2 separate regions of the Homo sapiens genome follow, and region 1 is linked to region 2. Evidence: chromatin loops called from intact Hi-C (ENCODE). Cell type or tissue: natural killer cell. All regions are shown on one strand. Each heading gives the region's core, and the rest is flanking DNA. Links, peaks and the distances in the headings are about the cores only. Region 1 holds the start of PRAMEF19 (PRAME family member 19). Region 2 holds the start of PRAMEF18 (PRAME family member 18).

Region 1 (14,874 bases), core at 6,875-14,874, 150 kb before region 2:
CTCTGTGGAGGGCATTAATGAATGAATTCTTGACTTCCACCCTAATCCTAACAAACACTGATGGAATTTACTAAGGGACTGACTGATAAGGTGGGTGGTGTGTGTCTGTAATCCCATTGAGGAATTCATATTGAGGAATTATTTTCTTATTTTGCTGAGAATATTTTTAAAATCCTGAATGAGTCATTGAATTTTTTCAAATGTTTTTCCTACATCAGTTAAGATGATCATTTTCTGGTGCTTTTATTCTATTTATTTGTTTAAATACATTGGTTGAATTCAAATGTTCAACTAATTGTGCATTTTTTTTTTTTTTTTTTTTTTGGGAGACAGAGTCTCGCTCTGTGGTCCCGGGTGGAGTGCAGTGGTGTGATCTCGGCTCACTGCAACCTCCATCTCCCGAGTTCAAGCGATTCTCCTGCCTCAGCCTCCTGAGTGGCTGGGATTACAAATGTGCACCACCACGCTTTGCTAAGTTTTGTATTTTTACTAGAGACAGCGTTTCCCATGTTGCCCAGGCTGGTCTTGAACTTGTGATCTCTGGTGATCTGCCCACCTCGGCCTCCCAAAGTTGTTGGGAGTGCAGGTGTGAGCCACTGCGCCTGGCCCAATCATGCATGTTTGGTTGATATTCAAATGTTAAAACCATTTTCATTGTCCCTTTGGTCATTTTTATAAATTGTTGGAAGACACATAGGTGGATGGGATTGGAAGGAGAAGAGTGGAGAGACAGGTGGCCCTAAAGTGGGTGGAAGGTACATATGCCTTCATTTTACTGAGGACTAAGGTCTGAATTTTTTATCTTGCCCAAATTCCTACTGAGTCTACAGAGTCATGCCCCAAAATCATAAATTTCCATCAGATGAGTTTTTTTTAGCCCTGTATATGGTGACTTACTTTCCAATCTGACTCTGGCGTAACATCCTGTGACAGAGGAGAAAGTCAAGATATTTTGCCCCAAGGCATGTTTCTTTGCCATATCTTGAAATGGCCCTGCAAAGCTGTCCTTTATGGGGGAAAATCTGCATCTGTAAAGAATCTCTATTAACACAGCTAGATCTTTTTCTTGCAGGCCCTCCCAGTCCTGAAGAGATGGACTGTCTGGTAATTTTAAGGGTCTGAATAGGAAACATCTGTCATCTGTTGTCTCGAAGGGTGGCCACTATGAGATTTCAAAAGAACCTCGGTCTCCACAATCTTTTATTTCACCCTGACCATTTCCTTTCTATGGATCCCCGGTCTTTAGACAAACTCAACCAATTGTCAACCAGAAAATGTTTAAATTTACCTATAGCCTGGAAGCCCCCGACCCTTCAGTTGTCTCTCCTTTCTGAGCTAAACCAATGTAATTCTTTTCTTTTCTTTCTCTCTCTCTTTCTTTCTTTCACATGGATTCTCACTCTGTCGCCCAGGCTGAAATGCAGTGGTGTGCTCTTGGCTTACTGCGATCCCTGTCTCCTGGGTTCAAGTAATTCTCCTGTCTCAGCCTCCCGAGTAGCTGGGAATACAGGCACACACCATCACGCCTGGCTAATTTTTGTATTTTTACAAAAATTAGACGGGGTTTCACCATGTTGGCCAGGCTGGTCTCTAACTCCTGTCCTCAGGTGATCCACCTGCCTTGGCCTCCCAAAGTGCTGGGACTACAGGCGTGAGCCACCATGCACCCAGCCATGTATTTCTCTTTTCTTTCTTTCTTTCTTTTTTTTTTTTGAGATGGAGTGTCACTCTGTCGCCCAGGCTGGAGTGCAGTGGTGCGATCTCAGCTCACGGCAAACTCCACCTCCCAGATTCAAGCAATTCTTCTGCCTCAGCCTCCTGAGTAGCTGGGATTAAAGGCGTGTAGCACCATGCCAGGCTAATTTTTGTATTTTTAGTAGAGATGGGGTTTCAGCATGTTGGCCAGGCTGGTTTCGAACTCCTGACCTCAAATGATCCGCCCACCTCGGCCTCTCAAAGTGCTGAGATTACAGGCGTGAGCCACAGCGCCCGGCGGACCGGCCATGTATTTGTTAGATGTATTTAATTGATGTCTCATGTTCCCCTAAACTGTATAAAACCAAGCTGCGCCCCAACCACCTTGGGCATGTGTTCTCCAGACCTCTTGAGGGCTGTGTCATGGGCCATGGTCATTCATATTTGGCTCAGAATAAATCTCTTCACATATATTACAGAGTTGAACTGTTTTTGTCGACATTAGTATTATATTTTTCTACTGCTTACATATTATATGTGTGTATTTATTATATACCGTGTTCTGTTGGTATGTATCATTTATTTTACTACTTATTCATTTTAAGTTTGGAAGGGAGAGCTTTATTTTTCATAAAAGGTGGCCATGGCCAGGCAAGGTGGCTCACAGCTGGAATTCCAGCACCTGATCCCAGTGGGTGGATCACCTGAGGTCAGGAGTTCGAGACCAGCCTGGCCAACATGTTGAAACCCTGTCCCTACTAAAAATACAAAAATCAGGTGGGCATGGTGGCCCACGCCTGTAATCCCAGCTACTTGGGAGGCTGAGGCAGGAGAATCACTTGAACCTGGGAAGCAGAGGTTGCAGTGAGCCGAGATGGCGCCACTGCACTCCAGCCTGGGCGACAGAAGGAGACTCCGTGTCAAAAAAAAAAAAAAAAAAAGAGTGGCCAAGTGTCGGATGGCCACTCTGACGGGAGGAGCAGCATCAGGCAGTTGGTTGCTATGAGTGGTAGATTCTTAAAGAGCTGGTTTCTGTTTGACCCTTAAGGAAGAAAGGCTAATGGTGGTTAGCAAGGGAGGGGGTATAGTGAAGCTTGTGGACCCCCCCCGCCCAACATCTCGTTCTCCTTGAGAACTCAGTTTTCAAGGATAACTGGGGGTTCCTCTTGACCAACAGGGGGTCTGTTTCTTCAGTTAGGGGGCTTAGAAATTCACTGTTATTTCTCTTTTTTTTTTTTTTTGAGACGAGTCTCACTCTGTCGCCCAGGCTGGAGTGCAGTGGCACGATCTCAACTCACTGCAACCTCCACCTCCCGGATTCAAGCAGTTCTCTGCCTCAGCCTCCTGAGTGGCTGGGATTACAGGCGCCCACCACCACGGCTGGCTAATTTTTTTGTATTTTTAGTAGAGACGGGGTTTCACCATCTTGGTCAGGCTGGTCTTGAACTCCTGACCTTGTGATCCACCCACCTCGGCCTCCCAAAGTGCTGGGATTACAGGCGTGAGCCACCGCGCCCGGCCCTGTTATTTCTCATTTATCCCCCTGTACATCAGGATATGCCAGAAGCAGCATCAATGGCCAAAGTTTTAATTTGTCTCATGTGGATGACAGGGTGGCGGAGCTACCTGCCTTGGTCCACCCAGCCCCTAGGTGGGACTCCTGTGGATGTGAGATTCAGAGCCAAAAGACTTACAGCCAATTAAAGCATCCTAGGCCAGATGAGCATGGCGGTGGGCAGGCATGCATCAACACTTAAAACCTTTTAGGCAACATAAGCCTAAAACCAAAGCCAAATCAAGCTTACAGAAATGGACTTATCTATAAGTTCTACGCATTGAGCTACTGCAACCTTGGTCTTAGTTAGACTTGTAGCAATTAGCTATAAACATAAACATTTCCCTGAAACCACTTAAGGTAAGGAATTTAGAGACTTCTGTGTCCCACAGCATTTTTTTGTGGTTTCTTTTGTAATCTGTCCTAAAGTGGCCAAAAAATGTCTTTATCATATTTCCATTTGCATAAACCCAATAGTGAGAACAACTATACCCAAAAGGCTTTATCACCACCTGTCTTGATATCTTCTTGGTGATTCTCCTTTAATGCTCTAGAAAGCAGGAATTTTTCCATAATTGGAATGGATGGATAATGACCTAGGAGGAAAAGTCCCTCAGTTGCCAACTGTTGAGGCATCTGTGTGCCCATTCTTTTTTTTTTTTTTTTCCTTGGATACAGAGTCTTGCTCTGTCACCAGGCTGGAGTGCAGTGGCATGATCTCAGCTCACTGCAACCTCTGCCTCCCGGGTTCAAGGAATCTCCTGCCTCAGCCTCCCAAGTAGCTGGAACTACGGGCATCCCCCACCACACCCAGCTAATTTTCGGTAGAGACAGGGTTTTACCTTGTTGGCCAGCAATAAGGAAATGATTCAGAACAGCTGGGCTCCCAACTAAACCCACCCTCAATCCTGGAAACTCGGCCCTAAGTGAAAACAGCTAACCCCATTTTTCTGCCCAAATGATTGCCCTTTTGGCCTTCCCCACACCCTATCCTGGGCCCATAAAAAGACCAGCTGGCAGAGCAACACAAGCGGCTGCTGCAAGTGGTCGGGGATGCAAGATGCTGAGCATCGGAATACAAGTGACTGAACGTTGGGGATACAAGCAGATGAGCATTAAAGCCTACAGAGAGATGCAGCTAACTTCAGATGGTGTGGCTTCAGGGGAAGATCACCTTCTTGCTGCACCATCCCCTTTCTTTTTTTTTTTTTTTTTTTTTTGGAGACGGAGTCTCACTCTGTTGCCCAGGCTGGAGTGCAGTGGCGTGATCTCAGCTCACTGCTCACTGCAAGCTCTGCCTCCTGGGCTTAAGAGATTCTCCTGCCTCAGCCTCCCAAGTAGCTTGGATTACAGTCACCCGCCACCACGCCCAGCTAATTTTTTTGCATTTTTATTTGAGATGGGGTTTCACCATGTTGGCCAGGCTGGTCTCGAGCTCCTGACCTCAGGTGATCCATCTGCCTCAGCCTCCCACAGCCTCCCAAAGTGCTGGGATTACAGGCTTGAGCCACTGCGCCTGGCAGCACCATCCCCTTTCTAACTCCCCTTTCTACTGAGAGCCACATTTATCACCCAATAAAATCCTTCACTTATGCTACTCTTTAAATAGCTAATGTGACCTGGTTCTTCCTTTACACCGAATAAGAACTTGAGTGTCAAAAAGGGCAGGTGCGGGAAGCTGTCACTCTGACCCTACACTGAGCTGTTCACACTCAGCCATCCACAGACTGCAGCCGGAGTGAAACAAGCCACTCTAGTTCCTGCCCATGAAGAAGGTCAAAGTCAAGGGAACAATCCTGTCTCAGGAACACACTTTACTGGACAGGTTATCAAACACTTAAAGAAGATTTTACAAATTTAGTGGCACTACCATTGCCCTCATTTTTCTCAGCCTTCTACAAAGGTTGAATGAACAAATGTTATCTTGAAACTAAAATTAGCTAAATCAGGCTGGGCACGGTGGCTCACATCTGTAATCCCAGCACTTTGGGAGGTCGAGGCGGGTGGATCACTTGTCAAGAGTTCGAGACCAGCCTGGCCAACATGGTGAGACCCCTTCTTTTCTAAAGATACAAAAAGTAGCTGGGCATGGTGGTGCATGCCTGTATTCCCAGCTAATAGGGAGGCTGAGGCAGGAGAATCACTTGAACCCGGGAGGCAGAGGTTGCAGTGAGCCAAGATCGCACCATTTTACTCCAGCCTGGGTGACAGAGGAAGACTCTCTCTCAAAAAATAAATAAATAAATGAATAAAAATAAAATTAGCTACATCTACAGAGAAGACTAGATTACCCTAAACAAAAGTTTTACCACTGATTTTTTTTTTTTTCAGATGGAATCTCACTTTGTCACCAGGCTGGAGTGCAGTAGCACTGTCTCTGCTCACTGCAACCTCTGCCTCCTGGGTTCAAGAGATTCTCCTGCCTCAGCCTCCCAAGTAGCTGTAACTATTGGTTTATGCCACCATGCTGGGCTAATTTTTGTATTTTTGGTAGAGATGGGGTTTCGCCATGTTGGCCAGGCCGGCCTCAAACTCCTTACCTCAAGCGATCCTCCCACCTTGGCCTTCCAAAGTGCTGGGATTACAGGTGTGAGCCACAGTGCCTGGCCTCAAATGGAACATTTTCTAAGTTCTACTGTTCAAAGTTTAGCTTCTTTCACTAAGCAAATCAAATTGCTGGCTATGTATACATTTTTTTTAATCTTTATTTTTGTTTTTCTTTTTCGAGACAGGGTCTTGTTTTGCAACCCAGGCTGGAGTGAAGTGGCACGATCACGGCTTATTGCAGCCTTGACCTGCCAGGCTCAATCAATCCTCCAAATCAGTCTCTTAAATAGCTAGGATTACAGGCGTGTGCCACCACACCTGGCTAGGTTTTGTGTTTTTTTATTTTTTGTGGAGACAGGGTTTCACCATGCTGCCCTGGCTGGTCACTAACTCCTGGCCTCTGGGCTCAAGCAATTTGCCTGACTCGGCCTCCAAAAGTGCTGGGATTACAGGTGTGAGCCACCAAGCAAGGCCTGGAAATTTATTTCTGTGCATAGAAAACCTTAGTGCAGCTGGGTTGATCTAGGCAGTGTTCCAGACTCCCTCTGTAATCAGACTCTTTGGTTTGACACACATTATGGAGATTGGAAGCCAATGTGTAAGGGAAATAGATATAAAATTAGAACATGACCACTACTTAGGAGGCTGCAGCAGAAGGATCACTTGAGTCCAGGAGTTCAAGGCTGCTATGAGCTATGATTATGCCACTGAACTCCAGCCTGGGCAACAAGAGCGAAACTCCGTCTCAAAAAAATAAAATAAAATAAATACATAAATAAATAAATGTAGGAAGAAAAAGTATTTTAATGAATTAGATGAAGTAACCATTGCATGCTATCTCCATTAAAGGATAAGTAGGTTCCTCTACAAAATGCCCTGATTATTGATGCATCTCAGCTCACCACAACCTCTGCCTCCCAGGTTCAAGCGATTCTCCTGCCTCAGCCTCCCTAGTAGCAGGGATTACAGGCATGTACCACCATGCCAAGCTAATTTTGTATTTTTAGTGTTGATGTGGTTTCTCCATGTTGGTCAGGCTGGTCTTGAACTCCTGACCTCAGGTGATCCACCTGCCTCAGCCTCCCGAAGCGCTGGGATTACAGGCGTGAGCCACTGCGCCCAGCCTTATTTATTTATTTATTTATTTATAAGACAGGTTCTCACTCTGTTACCCAGGCTGGAGTGCAGTGGCAGATCTCAGCTTACTGCAACCTCTGCCTCCTGGGCTCAAGTGATCCTTCCACCTCAGCCCCCCAAGTCACTAAGAGTACAGGTACATGCCACCATGCCCAGCTAATTTTTGTATTTTTTGTAGAGATGAGGTTTTGCCACATTGCCGAGGCTGGTCTTGAACTCCTGGACTCAACAATCTGCCCACTTTGGCTTTCCAAATGCTGGGATTACTGATGTTAACTACCATGCTTGCTCCTCTATCCCAATTTAAACCACAATCACACAATCTGGTGTCAATGGAAATTAAGGCTGTTGAGGGAGAAATAATTTGATAAAAGTTTGTTGGAAGCTGAATGTGAGAATTGACCCAGGAACATACAGCAACAAAGAGGGTGTGTTCCAAAGTCTGTTATAAGTTGGAATGCTTTCATGAGAGAGTGTAGAAGGCAGTGGGACTCCTCATAGCTGAGTTGTCCTTCTTCAATGATGGGTACAACACAGAGGTTACAATCATTGGCCAAGGTTGACAATGAACAGGCCAAAATGCTTGATGTGCTAGACAGTCAAACTTCATGATCAAAATCAAATCAGTGTCCTTCTCAATGTCAGAAGGTGAAGACTTCATCAGTACTTGAAGAGTTTGAGAAGCTCATGATCAGATGATTTACTCAGGGACAAGAAGTAAGCCATGAATCCTAAGTCCCGAGATGGTTGGTTTGAAAGCCCGCCAACTGTGATTTGCAGGTTTTTGTTTTTGTTTTTGTTTTTGCTTTTTGAGATGGAGTTTCACTCTGTCACCCAGGCTGGAGTGCAATGGCGCAGTCTTGGCTCATTGCAATGTCTGCCTCCCTGGTTCAAGCAATTCTCCTGCCTCAGCCTCCCAAGCAGCTGGGATTACAGGCATGCCCCAACACACCTGGCTAATATATATATATATTTTAGTAGAGATGGGTTCACCATGTTGGCCAGGCTGGTCTTGAACTCCTGGCCTTAGGCGATTCACCCACCTCAGCCTCCTAAAGTGTTGGGATTACAAGTGTGAGCCACCAAGCCTGGCCGATCTGCAGGTTTTCACTGGCAATGTGTAGATGCAGCTATGATGAAGAATAACCATGACCGTCACATTACCCCCGACTGGTGGGGAATGGGATCCTTTGACCCTTTCTCACCCTAAAACTGGGTTACTCATCTGTGTGTCAACAAAAATATGGTGTACTTAACAGACAGAGAAAGACGCTCTGTAAAAAAGGATTTTTTTCTTATGAAATGAGCAAAGCAGTGGGAATAGGTGTGAGACTATTCAGGGAGGTCAAGGAAGACAAGGGTTTGGAAAGGAAAAATAAGGAGGATTACATAAGTGGTTTTGAAAGCATCCTCCTTGGCCATAAGGATCACAATTAAGGTGGCATTGGCCAATGTTGGAAAGAGTCTCCCTCCATGCCCACAAAAACCCAACATGTTGACCATGCCTTGGTTCAATCTCCAGGTTCCATTGGAACACTAAGCCCAACCCAGCCCAGCCCAGCCACCACCCTTACTTCTCTTTGTAATTGTTACCTGATTTCCTCCAGAGAAACCTGGAACAAAATCTTGAGACCAATCACATCCTTAGTGGTACCTCTCTTCCACACAAATGAGCATATGATTTCCTCATATGGGTAACTTAAATCCCAAATGACCAATATATACACGAACATTTAAATTCAATTTTGTAGGGATAAAACCACTGCCTTCATGAAGCTGTTTTTTGTTTTGTTTGTTTTTGGTTTTGATACAAGCTCTGTTGCCCAGCCCAGAGGGCAGTGGATTGATCTAGGCTCACTGCAACCTCTGCATTGTGGGGATCAAAAAATGGATCTTCCCATTTCAGCCTCCAGAGTAGCTGGGACCATAGGTGTGTGCCACAATGCTTCACTGATTTTTTTTTTTTTTTTTTTGAGATGGAATCTCCGTCTGTCCCAGGCTGTAGTGCAGTGGCATGATCTTGGCTCACTGCAACCTCCACCTCCCGGGTTCAAGTGATTCTTCTGCCTCAGACTCCTAAGCAGCTGGGACTACAGGCACGTGCCACCATGCCCAGCTAATTATTGTATTTTTAGTAGAGACGGTGTTTCACCATATTTGCCAGGCTGGTCTCGAACTGCTGACCTCGTGATCTGCCTACCTTGTCCTCTCAAAGTGCTAGGATTACAGGCACGAGCCACCGCGCCTGGCTTATAAAGTTTAAACTCTGAAACATTTTATCTTTATTTATTTATTTATTTATTTGTCTTGAGACTGAGTCTTGCTCTGTCACCCAGGCTGGAGTGCAGTGGCGCGATCTTGTCTCACTGCAAGCTCCGCCTCCCAGGTTCATGCCATTCTCCTGCCTCAGCCTCTGGAGTAGCTGGGTCTACAGGCGCCCGCCACTATGCCTGGCTAATTTTTTGTATTTTTAGTGGAGACAGGGTTTCACTGTTAGCCAGGATGATCTCCATCTCCTGACCTCGTGATCCACCCACCTTGGCCTCCCAAAGTGCTGGGATTATAGGCATGAGCCACCGTGCCTGGCTGAAACCATTTATAATTTTGTTTGTTTTGCTTTTTGAGGCGGAGTCTCTCTCTGTTACCTAGGCTGCAGTGCAGAGGCACGATCTTGGCTCACTGCAACCTCCGCCTCCTGGGTTCAAGTGATTCTCCTGCCTCAGCCTCCTGAGTAGCTGGGACTATAGGCGCCTGCCACCACACCCGGCTAATTTTTGTATTTTTAGTAGAGACAGAGTTTCACCATGTTGGCCAGGATGGTCTCGATCTCCTGACTTCATGATCCACCCGCCTGGGTCTCCCAAAGTGCTGGGATTACAGGCATAAGCTACCGCGCCTGGCCCATTTTGATAATTTTGATGGGGCCAAAGGTTTCCCCAACATTAATTTTTTTAGGTTTTGTTTTTCTGTCTAATGTCAGGAACAGAGTGAGAGTTCTGTGTCTCACACTTAGGACAAAGAAGGTCACATACTGGTAAATTCCATCAGTGTTTGTTAGGGTTAGGGTGGAAGTCAAGAATTCACTCATTAATGCCCTCCACAAACAGAGATGGAGTGGTAGTAATATGTGACCTTCCTAGTCCTGAGTGGAAGACAGGGAAGGGTTCAAACTATTCCTGAGATTAGACAGAAAAGCAAAACCTGAAAATATTATGGTTGGGAGTTCTTTGGTCACGTCAAAATCATCAAAATGAGTTCTTGACTTCCACCCTAATTACAGTGCTTTCAGTTTCATGATTGGATATCTGATTCAATCCATTATTCTGCAGAAAGCCGAAACTTCAATCAGGCTTAACTGGGTGGAATTCAGAAATCCAATCAGGCATCACTTTCTAATAGGAATCTGGAAGTTGATAAGGGAGGTGGGATTAGGAAGGTCCAAGAAAGGTGCTGGGCGCTGTCCAGGTGTGGTGGCGCATTCCTGTAATTCCAGCTACTTTGAACGCTGAGACAGGAGAATCACTTGAACCCAGGAGGTGGAGGTTGCGGAGAGCCGATACCACGCCATTGCACTCCAAACCGGGCAACAAGAGCGAAACTCCGTCTGAAAAAAAAAGAGAAAGGTCCAAGAAAGCTTGTGAACATCCACAGAAGAGACCCCGAGCTGTGGTGCCTGGAGTTATTGCTTGGTTCTCCAAGAGGTCTGAGCAGACTGCAAAGTGAGTCCAGATCTGGTAAGTCAGGGACCTTCACAAGGGCACTCCTATGACCCACAGTCAGCCAGTAGAGATGGCGACATGAAGGCCAAGGTGGCACAGAGAATTTTCCTGCCTGTTTTTCAGATGAACAGATGTAGGCTTTAATTTTTTCTCTAATGCAGTTTTATCTCTTCACTCCAAATATTTTGTGTTGTAGTTTTTATGTCATTTCAAAGGTTTTCTTTTTTTTTTTTCTTTTCTGAGATGGAGTCTTGCTCCGTCACCCAGGCTGGAGTGCAATGATGCGGTCTCGGCTCATTGCAACCTCTGCCTCCTGGGTTTGAGCAATTCTCCTGCCTCAGTCTCCTGAGTAGCTGGGATTACAGGTGCCCGCCACCATGCCCGGCTAATTTTTGTATTTTTAGTAGAGACAGGGTTTCACCATGTTGGCCAGGCTGGTCTCGAACACCTGACCTCGTGATCTGCCCACCTAGGCCTCCCAAAGTGCTGGGATTATAGGCATGAGCCACGGTGCCCAGCCTCAAAGTTCTGAATCAAGCAGTTAAAAAATAATGCAATTGACTGAAGTCTTTTTTTTTTTTTTTTTTTTGAGACAGTGTCTTGCTGCGTCATTCATGGTGGAATGCAGTGTTTTGATCTCGACTCGCTGCAACATCTGCCTTCTGGGTTCAAGCAATCCTCCCTACTCAGAAGTTCTAGCCTTCTGAATAGCTGGAATTCAGGCGCGCACCAGTATAACTGGCTAATTTTTTTGTTTTTTTCTTTTTTTTTTTGAGATGGAGTCTCACTCTGTTGCCCAGGTTCGAGTGCAGAGCGCGATCTTGGCTCACTGCAACTTCTGCTTCCTGGGTTCAAGTGATTCTCCTGCTTCAGCCTCCCAAGTAGCTGGGACTATGTGTGTCTGCCACCATGCCTGGCTAATTTTTGTATTTTTTTTTTTTTGAGACGGAGTCTCGCTCTGTTGCCCAGGCTGGAGTGCAGTGGCGTGATCTCGGCTCACTGCAAGCTCCGCCTCCCGGGCTCACGCCATTCTCCTGCCTCAGCCTCCCAAGTAGCTGGGACTACAGGGGCCCGCCACCACGCCCAGAGAATTTTTTGTTTTTTTAGCGGAGACGGGGTTTCACCGTGTTAGCCAGGATGGTCTGGATCTCCTGACCTCGTGATCCACCCGCCTCGGCCTCCCAAAGTGCTGGGATTACAGGCGTGAGCCACTGCTCCCGGCCTAATTTTTGTATTTTTAATAGAGATGGGGTTTTACTATGTTGGCCAGGCTGGTCTTAAACTCCCAAACTCGGGTGATCTTCCCACCTCAGTCTCGCAAAGTGCTGAGATTACAGGTGTGAGCCACCGTGCCGGGCCTATTACTATGTTTTTTTATAGTGATGGGGTCTTGGTTTGTTACCTAGGCTGGTCTGGGACACCTAGATTCAAGCAAACCTCCCACTTCGCCTTCCAAAGTCTTGGGATTACAGGCATGAGCCAACATGACTGGTCTCACACACCATTTTCAAGAATGGAGTCTTTGTTCTGAATGTGGGATCCATTTGTTTCTCTAGACTCCATTCCAAAGTGGGTAATATTTTATTTATTTATTTATTTTATTAAGACAGAGTCTTGCTCTTCTGCCCAGGCTGGGGGTACAGTGGCACAGTCTCAGATCACTGTAACTTCTGCTTCCCAGACACAAGCCATCCTTCCACCTCAGCCTGCAGAGCAGCTGGGACTACAGGTGTGCGCCATCACATCCATCTATTTTTTGAATTTTTTTGGAGAGACAGGGTCTCACTACGTAGCCCAGGCTGGTCGGCAACTCTATGGCTTAAGTGATTGTTCTGCCTTGGCTTGCCAAAGTGTTGGAATTACAGCTGTGAGCCTCCATGTGTGGCCCCTCATTACTCTTTTGAAAGTGAACATAATGGTGTCTAATTAGAAATATCCCTTTAGTCTCTCCCAGCCAGGTTCATTGTGGGAACTGAGATTGCAGGTTGTTTGGGGCCACAGGAGACTCCCATTACCATTGTCTTGTTGTTTTGTTTTGTTTTTCTTTTTGAGACTGAGTCTCGCTCTATTGCCCAGGCTGGAGTGCAGTGGCACTATCTCAGCTCACTGCAAACTCCACCTCCTGGGATCAAGCAATTCTTGTGCCTCAGCCTCCTGAGTAGCTGGAGTTACAGGCACCCGCCACCATGCCTGGCTACTTTTTGTATTTTTAGTAAAGACTGGGTTTCACCTTGTCGGCCAGGCTGGTCTCTAACTCCTGACCTCAAGTGAGCCGCCCGCCTTGGCCTCCAAAGTGCTGGGACTACAGTTGTGAGCCACCAAGCCCAGCCACATGACCATTGTTTTAGATCCTTAAATTGAGAAGGCATTTTTTCTCAAGAAAGGAGCTGAGCTTTGAAGATCCTTGGTAACACTTCCCAGAGCTAATAGAGTTGGGTGGAGCAATTTTTTTTTTTTTTTGAGACAGAGTCTCACTGTCGCCCAGGCTGGAGTGCAGTGGCGCAATCTCGGCTCACTGCAGGCTCTGCTCCCTGGGGTTCATGCCATTCTCCTGCCTCAGCCTCCAGAGTTGTTGGGACTACAGGTGCCCGCCACCTCGCCTGGCTAATTTTTTGTATTTTTAGTAGAGACGGGGTTTCACCATGTTAGCCAGGATGGTCTCGATCTCCTGACCTCGTGATCCGCCCGCCTCGGCCTCCCAAAGTGCTGGGATTACAGGCGTGAGCCACCGCGCCTGGCCAGGGTGGAGCAATGGATGAAAATTCATGGAGTAGGAGTGATCTTGCCCGCTCCTTGGAGGTTGGGAGACACTCTTCTTGGTACCAGAAGGGCAGAACTATGTCTCTGTGGCCAATTATTGCAGAGTCGAATTGGGGTAAACTAAGGACTCTTTCACACCTGACAGAGTAGTGACTTTTGGCCGAGGAGAAGTCAGGGTGTGAGAGGACTGGCCTGATAAGTTTGTCTTTTCTCTGGATTTTTCTTGCAGATTTATCAGGATGAGCTTCCAGGCCCCACGCAGACTCCTGGAGCTGGCAGGGCAGAGCCTGCTGAGGGACCAGGCCTTGGCCATCTCCGTCCTGGATGAGCTGCCCAGGGAGCTCTTCCCCCGACTGTTCGTGGAGGCCTTCACTAGCAGATGCTGCGAGGTTCTGAAGGTGATGGTGCAGGCCTGGCCCTTCCCCTGCCTCCCTCTGGGGTCCCTGATGAAGACGCCTGATCTGGAGATCTTACATTATGTAGTGGATGGGATTGATTGCCTGCTTGCCCAAAAGGTTCGCCCCAGGTGAGGTGACCCAGGTGGGGAGGGCCCAGGTGTCCAGGGACTAAGCAGCTGGGTCAGACAAATTGGGAACCTGGGGTGGCCCAGGGGCTTCTGATGGTGCCAGTGAGAAAGCTGGGAACGTTCTTGGCTATTGCCCAGCTCCTCTGGGAAAGGACTGCTCACCATACAGGGTCCACTGAGGAAACAGGAACCTGCCTGCTCCCAGTGGAAGGTAAAGGCACTAGAAGTGGGTACCAGGCAGAATCCAAGGGGGAAAGGGATGGAGAAGAGACAGAAGGAGGGGCGCTGAGGAAAAAAGCAGCTGAAGTCCTTGATGTGGAGTGAAAGCCCAGGTCAGGGGTGGGTCCTTGTCTACGTTCTGAGCTTTTCCCCTATGTTACTCACAGGAGGTGGAAACTTCAAGTGCTGGAAATGCGGGATGTTGATGAGAATTTTTGGACCATATGGTCTGGAGCCAGGCCCCTGTCCTGCTCCCCAGAGGCCATGAGTAAGAGACAGACAGTGGAGGACTGTCCAAGGACAGGAGAGAAGCAGCCCTTGAAGGTGTTCATGGATGTTTGCCTCAAGGAAAAATCCGTGGATGAAGATCTGAGCTTCTTCTCTGGGTGGGTGCAGCACAGAAGACGTTCAGTACACCTGTGCTGTACTAAGGTGGTAAATTATTCAATGAACATTCTAAATTTCAGAAACATATTAGAAACAGTATACCCAGACAGTATCCAAGTATTGGAAATTTGGAACATGTGCTGGCCGTGTATGGTAGCAGAGGTTAGCCGTTACCTGAGCCAGATGAAGAATCTTCGAAAACTCTTCATCTCCGATGGCTGTGGTTACCTGCCAAGCTTTGAGAGCCAAGGACAGTTAGTTGCTGAATTCAGCTCTGTGTTCCTCAGGCTGGAGTACCTCCAGATGCTTTATATGAGAAGGATCCGCTT
Region 2 (15,545 bases), core at 7,546-15,545:
TGCCCACCTAATTTTTTTTTGTATTTTTAGTAGAGACAGGGTTTCACCATTTTAGCCAGGATGGTCTCGATCTCCTGACCTCGTGATCCGCCTGCCTCGGCCTCCCAAAGTGCTGGGATTACAGGCATGAGCCACTGCGCCCAGCCTCTCCAGACCTCTTGAGGGCTGTGTCATGGGCCATGGTCATTCATATTTGGCTCAGAATAAATCTCTTCACATATATTACAGAGTTTGACTCTTTTTGTCAACATTACTATTATATTTTTCAACTGCATACATATTATATGTGTGTATTTACTATATACAGTGTTCTGTTGGTATGTATCATTTATTTTACTACTTATTTATTTTAAGTTTGGAAGGGAGAGCTTTATTTTTCATAAAAGGTGGCCATGGCCAGGCAAGGTGGCTCACAGCTGGAATTCCAGCACCTGATCCCAGTGAGTGGATACCCTGATGTCAGGAGATCGAGACCAGCCTGGCCAACATGTTGAAACCCTGTCCCTACTAAAAATACAAAAATCAACTGGGCATGGTGGCCCACGCCTGTAATCCCAGCTACTTGGGAGGTTGAGGCAGGAGAATGACTTGAACCTGGGAAGCAGAGGTTGCAGTGAGCCGAGATGGCGCCACTGCACTCCAGCCTGGGCGACAGAAGGAGACTCCGTGTCAAAAAAAAAAAAAAAAAAAAAAAAAAGAGTGGCCAAGTGTCGGATGGCCACTCTGACAGGAGAAGCAGCATCAGGCAGTTGGTTGCTATGAGTGGTAGATTCTTAAAGAGCTGGTTTCTGTTTGACCCTTAAGGAAGAAAGGCTAATGGTGGTTAGCAAGGGAGGGGGTATAGTGAAGCTTGTGGACCCCCCCCGCCCAACATCTCGTTCTCCTTGAGAACTCAGTTTTCAAGGATAACTGGGGTTTCCTCTTGACCAACAGGGGGTCTGTTTCTTCAGTTAGGGGGCTTAGAAATTCACTGTTATTTCTCATTTTCCCCCCTGTTCATCAGGATATGCCAGAAGCAGCATCAATGGCCAAAGTTTTAATTTGTCTCATGTGGATGACAGGGTGGCGGAGCTACCTGCCTTGGTCCACCCAGCCCCTAGGTGGGACTCCTATGGACGTGAGATTCAGAGCCAAAAGACTTACAGCCAATTAAAGCATCCTAGGCCAGATGAGCGTGGCGGTGGGCAGGCATGCATCAACACTTAAAACCTTTTAGGCAACATAAGCCTAAAACCAAAGCCAAAAAGCAAGCTTACAAAAATGGACTTATCTATAAGTTCTATGCATTGAGCTACTGCAACCTTGGTTTTAGTTAGACTTGTAGCAATTAGCTATAAACATAAACATTTCCCTGAAACCACTTAAGGTAAGGAATTTAGAGACTTCTGTGTCCCACAGCATTTTTTTGTGGTTTCTTTTGTAATCTGTCCTAAAGTGGCCAAAAAAGTCTTTATCATATCTCCATTTGCATAAACCCAATAGTGAGAACAACTATACCCAAAAGGCTTTATCACCACCTGTCTTGATATCCTCTTGGTGATTCTCCTTTAATGCTCTAGAAAGCAGGAATTTTTCCATAATTGGAATGGATGGATAATGACCCAGGAGGAAAAGTCCCTCAGTTGCCAAATGTTGAGGCATCTGTGTGCCCATTCTTCTTTTTTTGGATACGGAGTCTTGCTCTGTCACCAGGCTGGAGTGCAGTGGCACGATCTCAGCTCACTGCAACCTCTGCTTCCTGGGTTCAAGGAATCTCCTGCCTCAGCCTCCCAAGTAGCTGGAACTACAGGCATCCCCCACCACACCCAGCTAATTTTCGGTAGAGACAGGGTTTTACCTTGTTGGCCAGCAATAAGGAAATGATTCAGAACAGCTGGGCTCCCAACTAAACCCACCCTCAATCCTGGAAACTCGGCCCTAAGTGAAAACAGCTAACCCCATTTTTCTGCCCAAATGATTGCCCTTTTGGCCTTCCTCACACCCTATCCTGGGCCCATAAAAAGACCAGCTGGCAGAGCAACACAAGCGGCTGCTGCAAGTGGTTGGGGATGCAAGATGCTGAGCATCGGAATACAAGTGGCTGAACGTTGGGGATACAAGCAGATGAGCATTAAAGCCTACAGAGAGATGCAGCTAACTTCAGATGGTGTGGCTTCAGGGGAAGATCACCTTCTTGCTGCACCATCCCCTTTCTTTTTTTTTTTTTTTTTGAGACGGAGTCTCACTCTGTTGCCCAGGCTGGAGTGCAGTGGCGTGATCTCAGCTCACTGCTCACTGCAAGCTCTGCCTCCTGGGCTTAAGAGATTCTCCTGCCTCAGCCTCCCAAGTAGCTGGGATTACAGTCACCCGCCACCACGCCCAGCTAATTTTTTTGCATTTTTATTTGAGATGGGGTTTCACCATGTTGGCCAGGCTGGTCTCGAGCTCCTGACCTCAGGTGATCCATCTGCCTCAGCCTCCCACAGCCTTCCAAAGTGCTGGGATTACAGGCTTGAGCCACTGCGCCTGGCAGCACCATCCCCTTTCTAACTCCCCTTTCCACTGAGAGCCACATTTATCACCCAATAAAATCCTTCACTTATGCTACTCTTTAAATAGCTAATGTGACCTGGTTCTTCCTTTACACCGAATAAGAACTTGAGTGTCAAAAAGGGCAGGTGCGGGAAGCTGTCACTCTGACCATACACTGAGCTGTTCACACTCAGCCATCCACAGACTGCAGCCGGAGTGAAACAAACCACTCTAGTTCCTGCCCATGAAGAAGGTCAAAGTCAAGGGAACAATCCTGTCTCAGGAACACACTTTACTGGACAGGTTATCAAACACTTAAAGAAGATTTTACAAATTTAGTGGCACTACCATTGCCCTTGTTTTTCTCAGCCTTCTACAAAGGTTGAATGAACAAATGGTATCTTGAAACTAAAATTAGCTAAATCAGGCTGGGCACGGTGGCTCACATCTGTAATCCCAGCACTTTGGGAGGCCGAGGCGGGTGGATCACTTGTCAAGAGTTCGAGACCAGCCTGGCCAACACGGTGAAACCCCTTCTTTTCTAAAGGTACAAAAAGAAGCTGGGCATGGTGGTGCATGCCTGTATTCCCAGCTACTAGGGAGGTTGAGGCAGGAGAATCACTTGAACCCAGGAGGCAGAGGTTGCAGTGAGCCGAGATCGCACCATTGTACTCCGGTCTGGCAGACAGAGGAAGACTCTGTCTCAATAAAAATAATAATAAAAATAAAATAAAATTAGCTACATCTACAGGGAAGACTAGATTACACTAACCGAAAGTTTTTTTTTGTTTTTTATTTTTGAGACGGAGTCTTGCTCTGTCACCGAGGCTGGAGTGCAGTGGCATGATCTTGGCTCACTGCAAGCTCTGCCTCCTGGGTTCATGCCATTCTCCCGCCTCAGCCTCCTGAGTAGCTGGGACTACAGGCACCTGCCACCACGCCTGGCTAATTTTTTTTCTATTTTTAGTAGAGATGCGGTTTCACCATGTTAGCCAGGATGGTGTCGATCTCCTGACCTCATGATCTGCCCGCCTCGGCCTCCCAAAGTGCTGGGATTACAGGCGTGAGCAGCCGTGCCCTGCTAACCAAAAGTTTTACTACTGAATTTTTTTTTTTTTTTTTTGAGATAGAGTCCCCCGGCCGGGCGCGGTGGCTCACGCCTGTAATCCCAGCACTTTGGGAGGCAGAGGCAGGTGGATCATGAGGTCAGGAGATCGAGACCATCCTGGCTAACACAGTGAAACCCCGCCTCTACTAAAAATACAAAAAATTAGCCGGGCGTGGTGGCGGGCGCCTGTAGTCCCAGCTACTTGGGAGGCTGAGGCAGGAGAATGGCGTGAACCTGGGAGGCGGAGCTTGCAGTGAGCCGAGATTGCGCCACTGCACTCCAGCCTGGGCAGCAGAGCGAGACTCCGTCTCAAAAAAAAAAAAAAAAATGAGATAAAGTCTCCCTCTGTCACCAGGCTGGAGTGCAGTGGCACCATCTCTGCTCACTGCAACCTCTGCCTCCCGGGTTCAAGCGATTCTCCTGCCTCAGCCGTCCAAGTAGCTGTAACTACTGGTTTACACCACCATGCCGGGCTAATTTTTGTATTTTTAGTAGAGACGGGGTTTCACCAAGTTGGCCAGGCTGGCCTCGAACTCCGTACCTCAAGTGATCCTCCCACCTTGGCCTTCCAAAGTGCTGGGATTACAGGTGTAAGCTACCGTGCCTGGCCTCAAACTGAACATTCTCAAAGTTCTACTGTTCAAAGTTTAGCTTCTTTCACTAAGCAAATCAATTGCTGGCTATGTAAACATTTTTTTTTTAATCTTTGTTTTTGTTTTCCTTTTTCGAGACAGGGTCTTGTTTTGCAACCCAGGCTGGAGTGAAGTGGCACGATCACGGCTTATTGCAGCCTTGACCTGCCAGTCTCAATCAATCCTCCAAATCAATCTCCTAAATAGCTAGGATTACAGGTGTGTGCCACCACACCTGGTTAGGTTTTGTGTTTTTTTATTTTTTTGTAGAGACAGGGTTTCACCATGCTGCCCTGGCTGGTCACTAACTCCTGGCCTCTGGGCTTAAGCAATCTGCCTGACTCGGCCTCCAAAAGTTCTGGGATAACAGGTGTGAGCCACCAAGCAGGGCCTGGAAATTTATTTCTGTGCATAGAAAACCTTAGTGCAACTGGGTTGATCTAGGCAGTGTTCCAGACTCCCTCTGTAATCAGACTCTTTGGTTTGACACACATTATGGAGATTGGAAGCCAATGTGTAAGGGAAATAGATATAAAATTAGAACATGACCACTACTTAGGAGGCTGCAGCAGAAGGATCACTTGAGTCCAGGAGTTCAAGGCTGCTATGAGCTATGATTATGCCACTGAACTCTAGCCTCGGCAACAGAGTGAAGAAGACCTTATCTCAAAAAACAAAACAAAATAAAACAAAAACAAAAACAAAAACAAACAAACAAAACAACAGTCAGAGGTAGTAGTTCATGCCTGTAATCCCAGCACTTTAGGAGGCTGAAGAGGGCAGATCACTTGAGATCAGGAGTTCAAGACCAGCCTGGTCAACATGGTGAAACCCCATCTCTACTAAAAGTACAAGAAAAATTAGCTGGGTGTAGTGGCAGGCCCCTGTAATCCCAGCTAATTGGGAGGCTGAGCCAGGAAAATCGCTTGAACCCAGCAGGTAGAGGTTGCAGTGAGCCGAGATGGCAACACTACACTCCAGCCTGGGCAACAGAGTGAGACTCTGTCTCAATCAAAGCAAAACAAAACAAAGCAAAACAAAACAAAACAAAACAACAAAACAAAACGAAACAATACATGAGCATGATCATGTTACCCTCTACTACGTAATCAACGTCTTACTAAAACCAGACATTGGTGGCCGGGCACAGTGGCTCTCATCTGTTATCCCAGCATTTTGGGAGGCCGAAGCAGGCAGATCACCTGAGGTCAGGAGTTCAAGACCAGCCTGGCCAACGTGGTGAAACTCCGTCTCTACAAAAAATACAAAAAAATCAGCTGGGCATTATGGCGAGTGCCTGTTATTCCAGCTACTTGGGAGGCTGAGGCAGGAGAATCGCTGGAACCTGGGAAACAGAGGTTGCAGTGAGCTGAGATGGTGCCATTGCACTCCAGCCAGGGTAACATAACAAGACTCCGTCTCAATAAAAAACCCAAAAAACAAAAAACTAAAAAACTAGACATTGGTTTAATGGAAACATGAGAGGCAAAGGGATTGTCTCTACAGTTCTACTATATGAAATAAATAATAGCTTCTTTTGTTTGTTTGTGTTGTTTTTGTTTTTTTGAGACAGAGTCTCACTCTGTTGCCCAGGCTGGAGAGCAATGGCATGATCTTGGCTCACTGGAACCTCTGCCTCCTGGGTTCAAGCAGTTCTCCTGCCTCAGCCTCCAAGTAGCTAGGATTACAGGTGCTCTCCACCACACCTGGCTAATTTTTTGTATTTTCAGTAGAGACGAGGTTTTGCCATGTTGGCCAGGCTGGTCTGAAACTCCTGAGCCCTAGTGATCCATCCACCTTGGCCTCCCAAAGTGTTGGGATTACAGGCGTGAGCCACTGCGCCCGGCCAATAGTTTGGTTTATTAGATGCATCAATAATCAGGGCATTTTGTAGAGGAACCTACTTATCCTTTAATGGAGATAGCATGCAATGGCTACTTCATCTAATTCATTAAAATACTTTTTCTTCCTACATTTATTTATTTATGTATTTATTTTATTTTATTTTTTTTGAGATGGAGTTTCACTCTTGTTGCCCAGGCTGGAGTGCATTGGTGTGATCTCAGCTCCACACCTCTGCCTCCCTGGTTCAAGCGATTCTCCTGCCTCAGCCTCCCTAGTAGCAGGGATTACAGGCATGTGCCACCACGCCCGGCTAATTTTGTATTTTTAGTAGAGATGGGGTTTCTCCATGTTGGTCAGGCTGGTCTTGAACTCCCGACCTCAGGTGATCCACCCACCTCGACCTCCCAAAGTGCTGGGATTACAGGTGTGAGCCACTGTGCCCAGCCTTATTTATTTATTTATTTATTTATTTATTCATTTATTTATAAGACAGGTTCTCACTCTGTCACCCAGGCTGGAGTGCAGTGGCAGATCTCAGCTCACTGCAACCTCTGCCTCCTGGGCTCAAGTGATCCTTCCACCTCAGCCCCCCAAGTCACTGAGAGTACAGGTGCATGCCACCATGCCCAGCTAATTTTTGTATTTTTTGTAGAGATGAGGTTTTGCCACATTGCCCAGGCTGGTCTTGAACTCCTGGACTCAACAATCTGCCCACTTTGGCTTTCCAAATGCTGGGATTACTGGTGTTAACCACCATGCTTGCTCCTCTATCCCAATTTAAACCACAATCACACAATCTGGTGTCAATGGAAATTAAGGCTGTTGAGGGAGAAATAATTTGATACAAGTTTATTGGAAGCTGAATGTGAGAATTGACCCAGGAACATACAGCAACAAAGTGGGTGTGTTCCAAAGTCTATTATAAGTTGGAATGCTTTCATGAGAGAGTGTAGAAGGCAGTGGGACTCCTCATAGCTGAGTTGTCCTTCAGTGATGGGTACAACACAGAGGTTACAATCATTGACCAAGGTTGACAATGAACAGGCCAAAATGCTTGAAGTGCAAGACAGTTAAACTTCATGATCAAAATCAAATCAGCGTCCTTCTCAATGTCAGAAGGTGAAGCCTTTGTCAGTACTTGAAGAGTTTGAGAAGCTCATGATCAGATGATTTACTCAGGGACAGGATGTAAGCCATGAATCCTAAGCCCTTCCCCAGATGGTTGGTTTGGAAGCCCGCCAACTGTGATTTGCAGGTTTTTGTTTTTGTTTTTGCTTTTTTGAGATGGAGTCTCACTCTGTCACCCAGGGTGGAGTGCAATGGTGCAGTCTTGGCTCACTGCAATGTCCACCTCCCTTGTTCAAGCAATTCTCCTGCCTCAGCCTCCCAAGCAGCTGGGATTACAGGCATGCCCCAACACACCTGGCTAATTTATATATATGTATATATTTTTTAGTAGAGATGGGGTTTCACCATGTTGGCCAGGCTGGTCTTGAACTCCTGGCCTTAGGTGATTCTCCCGACTTGGCCTCCTAAAGTGTTGGGATTACAAGTGTGAGCCACCAAGCCTGGCCGATCTGCAGGATTTCACTGGCAATGTGCAGACGTAGCTATGATGAAGAATAACCATGACCGTCCCATTACCTCCGACTGGTGGAGAATGGGATCCTTTGACCCTTTCTCACCCTAAAACTGGGTTACTCATCTGTGTGTCAACAAAAATATGGTGTACTTAACAGACAGAGAAAGAGACTCAGTAAAAAAGGATTTTTTTCTTATGAAATGAGCAAAGCAATGGGAATAGGTGTGAGACTATTCAGGGAGGTCAAGGAAGACAAGGGTTTTGAAAGGAAAAATAAGGAGGATTACATAAGTGGTTCTGAAGGCATCCTCCTTGGCCATAAGGATCACAGTTAAGGTGGCATTGGCCAATGTTGGAAAGAGTCTCCCTCATGCCCACAAAAACCCAACACATTGACCATGCCTTGGTTCAATCTCAAGGTCCCATTGGAACACTAAGCCCAACCCAGCCCAGCCCAGCCACCACCCTTACTTCTCTTTGTAATTGTTACCTGATTTCCTCCAGAGAAACCTGGAACAAAATCTTGAGACCAATCACACCCTTAGTGGTACCTCTCTTCCACACAAATGAGCATACGATTTCCTCATATGGGTAACTTAAATCCCAAATGACCAATATATACACGAACATTTAAATTCAATTTTGTAGGGATAAAACCACTGCCTTCATGAAGCTGTTTTTTGTTTTGTTTGTTTTTGTTTTTGATACAGGCTCTGTCGCTCAGCCCAGAGGGCAATAGATTGATCTAGGCTCACTGCAACCTCTGCATCGTGGGGATCAAAAAATGGATCTTCCCATTTCAGCCTCCAGAGTAGCTGGGACCACAGGTGTGTGCCACCATGCTTCACTGATTTTTTTTTTTTTTTTGAGATGGTGTCTCCCTCTGTCACCCAGGGTGTAGTGCAGTGGCATGATCTTGGCTCACTGCCACCTCCACCTCCCGGGTTCAAGTGATTCTTCTGCCTCAGACTCCTGAGTAGCTGGGACTAGAGGTGCATCCCACCATGCCCAGCTAATTATTGTATTTTTAGTAGAGACGGGGTTTCACCGTATTTGCCAGGCTGGTCTCGAACTGCTGACCTCATGATCTGCCTACCTTGTCCTCTCAAAGTGCCAGGATTACAGGCTTGAGCCACCGCACCTGGCTTATAAAGTTTAAACTCTGAAATATTTTTATTTTTATTTATTTATTTATTTATCTTGAGACTGAGTCTTGCTCTGTCACCCAGGCTGGAGTGCAGTTGTGCGATCTTGGCTCACTGCAAGCTCCGCCTCCCAGGTTCTTGCCATTCTCCTGCCTCAGCCTCTGGAGTAGCTGGGAATAAAGGCACCCACCACCATGCCTGGCTAATTTTTTGTATTTTTGGTGGAGACAGGGTTTCAGTGTTAGCCAGGATGATCTCGATCTCCTGACCTCGTGATCCACCCGCCTCAGCCTCCCAAAGTGCTGGGATTATAGGTGTGAGCCACAGTGCCTGGCTGAAACCTTTTATAATTTTGTTTTGTTTTGCTTTTTGAGGCAGAGTCTCTCTCTGTCACCTAGGCTGCAGTGCAGTGGCATGATCTTGGCTCACTGCAACCTCCGCCTCCTGGGTTCAAGTGATTCTCCTGCCTCAGCCTCCTGAGTAGCTGGGACTACAGGCGCCCACCACCACACCCGGCTAATTTTTGTATTTTTAGTAGAGACAAGGTTTCACCATGTTGGCCAGGATGGTCTCGATCTCCTGACTTCGTGATCCACCGCCTGGGCCTCCCAAAGTGCTGGGATTACAGGCATGAGCTACCGCGCCTGGCCCATTTTGATAATTTTGATGGGGCCAAAGATTTCCCCAACATTAATCTTTTTAGGTTTTGTTTTTCTCTCTAATGTCAGGAACAGAGTGAGAGTTCCCTGTCTCACACTCAGGACAAAGAAGGTCACATACTGGTAAATTCCATCAGTGTTTGTTAGGGTGGAAGTCAAGAATTCACTCATTAATGCCCTCCAGAAGCAGAGATGGAGTGGTAGTAATATGTGACCTTCCTAGTCCTGAGTGGAAGACAGGGAAGGGTTCAACCTATTCCTGAGATTAGACAGAAAAGCAAAACCGGAAAATATTATGGTTGGGAGTTCTTTGGTGACATCAAAATCATCAAAATGAGTTCTTGACTTCCACCCTAATTACAGTGCTTTCAGTTTCATGATTGGATATCTGATTCAATCCATTATTCTGCAGAAAGCCAAAACTTCAATCAGGCTTAACTGGGTGGAATTCAGAAATCCCATCAGGCATCACTTTCTGATAGGAATCTGGAAGTTGATAAAGGAGGTGGGATTAGGAAAGTCCAAGAAAGTTGCTGGGAGCCGTGGCTCATGCCTGTAATCCAGCACTTTGGGAGGCTGAGGGGGAGGGTGGGTCATGAGGTCAGGAGTTCCCAAGACCAGCCTGGCCAATATGGTGAAACACCATCTCTGCTAAAAATACAAAATTAGCTAGGTGTGGTGGCGCATGCCTGTAATTCCGGCTACTTTGGAGGCTGAGACAGGAGAATCACTTGAATCCAGGAGGTGGAGGTTGCGGTGAGCCGAGATCACGCCATTTTACTCCAAACTGGGCAACAAGAGCAAAACTCCATCTCAAAAAAACAGAAAGGTCCAAGAAAGCTTGTGAACATCCACAGAAGAAACCCCAAGCTGTGGTACCTGGAGTTATTGCTTGATTCTCCAAGAGGTCCGAGCAGACTGCAAAGTGAGTCCAGATCTGGTAAGTCAGGTACCTTCACAAGGGCACTCCTATGACCCACAGTCAGCCAGTAGAGGGCGACATGAAGGCCAAGGTGGCACAGAGAATTTTCTTGCCTGTTTTTCAGATGAACAGATGTAGGCTTTAATTTTTTCTCTAATGCAGTTTTATCTCTTCACTCCAAATATTTTATTTGTGTTTAGTTTATGTCATTTCAAATGTTTTTTTTTTTTTTTTCTGAGATGGAGTCTTGCTCTGTCACCCAGGCTGGAGTGCAATGATGAGGTCTCGGCTCACTGCAACCTCTGCCTCCTAAGTTCAAGCAATTCTCCTGCCTCAGCCTCCTGAGTAGCTGGGATTACAGGTGCCCACCACCATGCCCGGCTAATTTTTGTATTTTTAGTAGAGACAGGGTTTCACCATGTTGGCCAGGCTGGTCTCGAACACCTGACCTCGTGATCTGCCCACCTAGGCCTCTCAAAGTGCTGGGATTATAGGTGTGAGCCACCATGCCCAGCTTCAGAGTTCCAAATCAAGCAGTTGAAAAATAATGCAATTGACTGAAGTCTTTTTTTTTTTTTCTTTGAGACATTGTCTTCCTGCGTCATTCTTGGTGGAATGCAGTATTGTGATCTCGACTCACTGCAACCTCTGCCTTCTGGGCTCAAGCCATCCTCCCTACTCAGAAGTTCTAGCCTTCTGAATAGCTGGAATTCAGGCATGCACTAGTATAACTGGCTAATTTTTTTGATTTTGTTTTTTTCTTTTTTTTTTTTTTTTGAGAGAGAGTCTCACTCTGTTGCCCAGGTTCGAGTGCAGAGGCATGATCTTGGCTCACTGCAAATTCTGCTTCCCGGGTTCAAGTGATTCTCCTGCTTCAGCCTCCCAAGTAGCTGGGACTGTGGGTGTGTGCCACCACACCTGGCTAATTTTTGTATTTTTAATAGAGATAGGGTTTCACTATGTTGGCCAGGCTGGTCTTAAACTCCCAAACTCAGGCGATCTGCCCGCCTCAGTCTCACAAAGTGCTGAGATTACAGGTGTGAGCCACCGTGCCAGGCCTATTATTATTATTTTTTATAGTGATGAGGTCTTGGTTTGTTACCTAGGCTGGTCTGGGACACCTAGATTCAAGCAAACCTCCCACTTTGCCTCCTAAAGTCTTGGGATTACAGGCATGAGCCAACATGACTGGTCTCATACACCATTTTCAAGAATGGAGTCTTTGTTCTGAATGTGGGATCCATTTGTTTCTCTAGACTCCATTCCAAAGTGGGTAATATTTTATTTATTTATTTATTTTATTAAGACAGAGTCTTGCTGTTCTGCCCAGGCTAGGGGTACAGTGGCAGAGTCTCAGATCACTGTAACTTCTGCTTCACAGACACAAGCCATCCTTCCACCTCAGCCTGCAGAGCAGCTGGGACTACAGGTGTGCGCCATCACATCCATCTATTTTTTGTATTTTTTTGGAGAGACAGGGTCTCACTATGTAGCCCAGGCTGGTCAGCAACTCCAGGGCTTAAGTGATTGTTCTGCCTTGGCTTGCCAAAGTGTTGGAATTACAGCTGTGAGCCTCCATGTGTGGCCCCTCATTACTCTTTTGAAAGTGAACATAATGGTGTCTAATTAAAAATATCCCTTTAGTCTCTCCCAGCCAAGTTCACTGTGGGAACTGAGACTGTAGACTGTTTGGGGCCACAGGAGACTCCCATTACCATTGTTTTATTGTTTTATTTTATTTATTTATTTTTTTGAGACTGAGTCTCGCTCTATTGCCCAGGCTGGAGTGCAGTGGCACTGTCTGAGCTCACTGCAACCTCCGCCTCCTGGGTTCCAGTGATTCTTGTGCCTCAGCCTCCCGAGTAGCTGGAGTTACAGGCACCTGCCACCATGCCTGGTTACTTTTTGTGTTTTTAGTAAAGACTGGGTTTCACCTTGTTGGCCAGGCTGGTCTCTAACTCCTGACCTCAAGTGAGCCACCCGCCTTGGCCTCCAAAGTGCTGGGACTACAGTTGTGAGCCACCAAGCCCAGCCACATGACCATTGCTTTAGATCCTTAAATTGAGAAGACATTTTTTTCTCAAAAAAGGAGCTGAGCTTTGAAGATTCTTGGTAACACTTCCCAGAGCTAATAGAGTTGGGTGGAGAAATTAATGAAAATTCATGGAGTAGGAGTGATCTTGCCCGTTCCTTGGAGGTTGGGAGACACTCTTCTTGGTACCAGAAGGGCAGAACTATGTCTCTGTGGCCAATTATTGCAGAGTCGAATTGGGGTAAACTAAGGACTTTCACACCTGCCAGAGTAGTGACTTTTGGCCCAGGAGAAGTCAGGGTGTGAGAGGACTGGCCTGATAAGTTTGTCTTCTCTGGATTTGTTTTCTTGCAGATTTATCAGGATGAGCTTCCAGGCCCCACGCAGACTCCTGGAGCTGGCAGGGCAGAGCCTGCTGAGGGACCAGGCCTTGGCCATCTCCGTCCTGGATGAGCTGCCCAGGGAGCTCTTCCCCCCACTGTTCGTGGAGGCCTTCACTAGCAGACGCTGCGAGGTTCTGAAGGTGATGGTGCAGGCCTGGCCCTTCCCCTGCCTCCCTCTGGGGTCCCTGATGAAGACGCCTGATCTGGAGATCTTACATTATGTAGTGGATGGGATTGATTGCCTGCTTGCCCAAAAGGTTCGCCCCAGGTGAGGTGACCCAGGTGGGGAGGGCCCAGGTGTCCAGGGACTAAACAGCTGGGTCAGACAAATTGGGAACCCGGGGTGGCCCAGGGGCTTCTGATGGTGCCAGTGAGAAAGCTGGGAACGTTCTTGGCTATTGCCCAGCTCCTCTGGGAAAGGACTGCTCACCATACAGGGTCCACTGAGGAAACAGGAACCTGCCTGCTCCCAGTGGAAGGTAAAGGCACTAGAAGTGGGTACCAGGCAGAATCCAAGGGGGAAAGGGATGGAGAAGAGACAGAAGGAGGGGCGCTGAGGAAAAAAGCAGCTGAAGTCCTTGATGTGGAGTGAAAGCCCAGGTCAGGGGTGGGTCCTTGTCTACGTTCTGAGCTTTTCCCCTATGTTACTCACAGGAGGTGGAAACTTCAAGTGCTGGAAATGCGGGATGTTGATGAGAATTTTTGGACCATATGGTCTGGAGCCAGGCTCCTGTCCTGCTCCCCAGAGGCCATGAGTAAGAGACAGACAGTGGAGGACTGTCCAAGGACAGGAGAGAAGCAGCCCTTGAAGGTGTTCATGGATGTTTGCCTCAAGGAAAAATTCATGGATGAAGATCTGAGCTTCTTCTCTGGGTGGGTGCAGCACAGAAGAGGTTCAGTACACCTGTGCTGTACTAAGGTGGTGAATTATTCAATGAGCATTCTAAATTTCAGAAACATATTGGAAACAGTATACCCAGACAGTATCCAAGTGTTGGAAATTTGGAACATGTGCTGGCTGTGTATGATAGTAGAGTTTAGCCGTTACCTGAGCCAGATGAGGAATCTTCGCAAACTCTTCATCTCTGATGGCTGTCGTTACCTGCTAAGCTCTGACAGCCAAGAACAGTTAGTTGCTGAATTCAGCTCTGTGCTCCTCAGGCTGGAGAACCTCCAGATGCTTTATGTAAGAAGGGTCTGCTTCTTCAGAGGCCACCTGGACCAGCTGATCAGGTGAGGAAGGATGGTGAGCTTTCTCTGGGGGCCATAGCACAGCCTTTTTTTGTTACAATAAACACCAATCAGCATCTACTGTGTGCCAGCCACTGGAGATGTCTAGGGAAGGGGACACTAGAATGCATTGTCCTGTTTGGTGCTCTATATCCTGAAGTGGGTATCACAGGATCGCTCCAGTAAGGGCAGAGGGATGACCTGGGGTAGAAGCTACAGAGAGGGACATCGTGTAGGGAGCTGGTTAGTGGAGGGTTCAGCTCTAGTGAGGGTGAATTCCTTTTAGGAATTCCTTGTTAGGAAGTGTGTTTAAAGTTAATATGATAAAAAAGAGGCAACAGAGGGGAGGGTGTAAAAGAAGAGAAAGTGCACCAAACCTGTGTGTTTCACAGAGGAAGCTCTGTCCTCACAGCTTAGTGAACATGAATGATCCTCTCTCTGATTCCCTGTCTGTAAAAGGTTGTTTTGAACTCCAGGAAAGGTAAGTGACATGGGAAATGCGTGCTTCTGGGATGGAGGTGAGGGAATAGGCACGAGAGTGGTACAAAGTGACAGGTGGTTTGCAGATGTGGCCATGTCAGGGAGCCTCTGAAAGCAGGTAGCCCTAGCTGATGTCCCTAGACCTTGCTCAGGTCAGTTCTTTGGGCATCTCTTCCACTGGGCTCCTGTGGCCCAGAGATGAAGCTTTCTGCTGGAAGATGAAGAAAAGAGGCTTTAGAGATTTTATGGCCTTGAACCAATCACACCAGTGATGGTGAAAGGACTGAGCCTAAAATGGGACTGCCTCTGAATGATCCAAGTCCTCATCAGGCAGCACCTTGCGGGAGGACCATGATTAGATGATGAGAACAAACTTGTGTTTGGGCAAAACAGGCTCTTCCCTTGACGTTATTTTCTACCACCGTCCTCTAACTGGTGCCATTGCCCAGTACTAACTTCTTGCTCTCCCCAGGTGCCTCAGGAGCCCGTTGGAGACATTGGCATTAACTTATGGCTTCCTAGAAGAAGAGGACTTGAAATGCCTGCCCCGGTACCCAAGTCTCAGTCAACTGAAGCAGCTGAATCTGAGTCATGGTGCACTGCGCTTCATCCGTCTTGAGCCCCTCCGAGCTCTGCTAGAGAAAGTTGCTGCCACTCTTCAGACCCTCTTCTTAGTGGACTGTGGGATTGGGTACTCCAAACTCAGGGTCATCCTGCCTGCCCTGAGCCGCTGCTCCAACCTCACCACTTTCTGTTTTCACGGCAATGACACGTCCATGGATGCTCTGAAGGACCTGCTGCGCCACACAGGCAGGCTGAGCAATTTGAGCCTGGAAACATATCCTGCCCCTCGGGAGAGTCTTGACAACAGGGGTCGTGTCATTTTGGAGCTCCTCACCCCACTTCAGGCTGAGCTGATGCGTATACTGAGGGAAGTAAGGGAGCCCAAAAGGATCTTCTTTGGTCCGGTGTCCTGCCCTTGCTGTGGCACGTCGCCCACTGAGCAACTGGAGTCC

The links. A loop is a pair of places that touch in the nucleus more often than their neighbours do. Peaks named below come from ENCODE experiments on the same cell type or tissue, not always from the same donor. Only the 100,000 strongest peaks of a DNase experiment are listed, where the experiment ranks them.
Region 1: a loop joins it to region 2, with 11 times the contacts of the local background. A loop is called at or near these places in 2 of 110 quality-filtered maps.

The regions. Positions count from the first base shown.
Region 1 is chr1:13,370,679-13,385,552 of GRCh38, reverse strand. It overlaps PRAMEF19 (PRAME family member 19), which reads left to right and starts at 13,606. Exons shown (of 3, transcript NM_001099790.5): 1 at 13,606-13,939; 2 at 14,326-14,874. The coding sequence starts at 13,653. In natural killer cell, for the core only: no CTCF peak of the experiment used is centred there; no DNase peak of the experiment used is centred there.
Region 2 is chr1:13,223,362-13,238,906 of GRCh38, reverse strand. It overlaps PRAMEF18 (PRAME family member 18), which reads left to right and starts at 12,753. Exons shown (of 3, transcript NM_001099850.2): 1 at 12,753-13,087; 2 at 13,474-14,052; 3 at 15,002-15,545. The coding sequence starts at 12,801. In natural killer cell, for the core only: CTCF peaks have their summits at 10,366 and 10,574; a DNase peak (open chromatin) is centred at 10,456.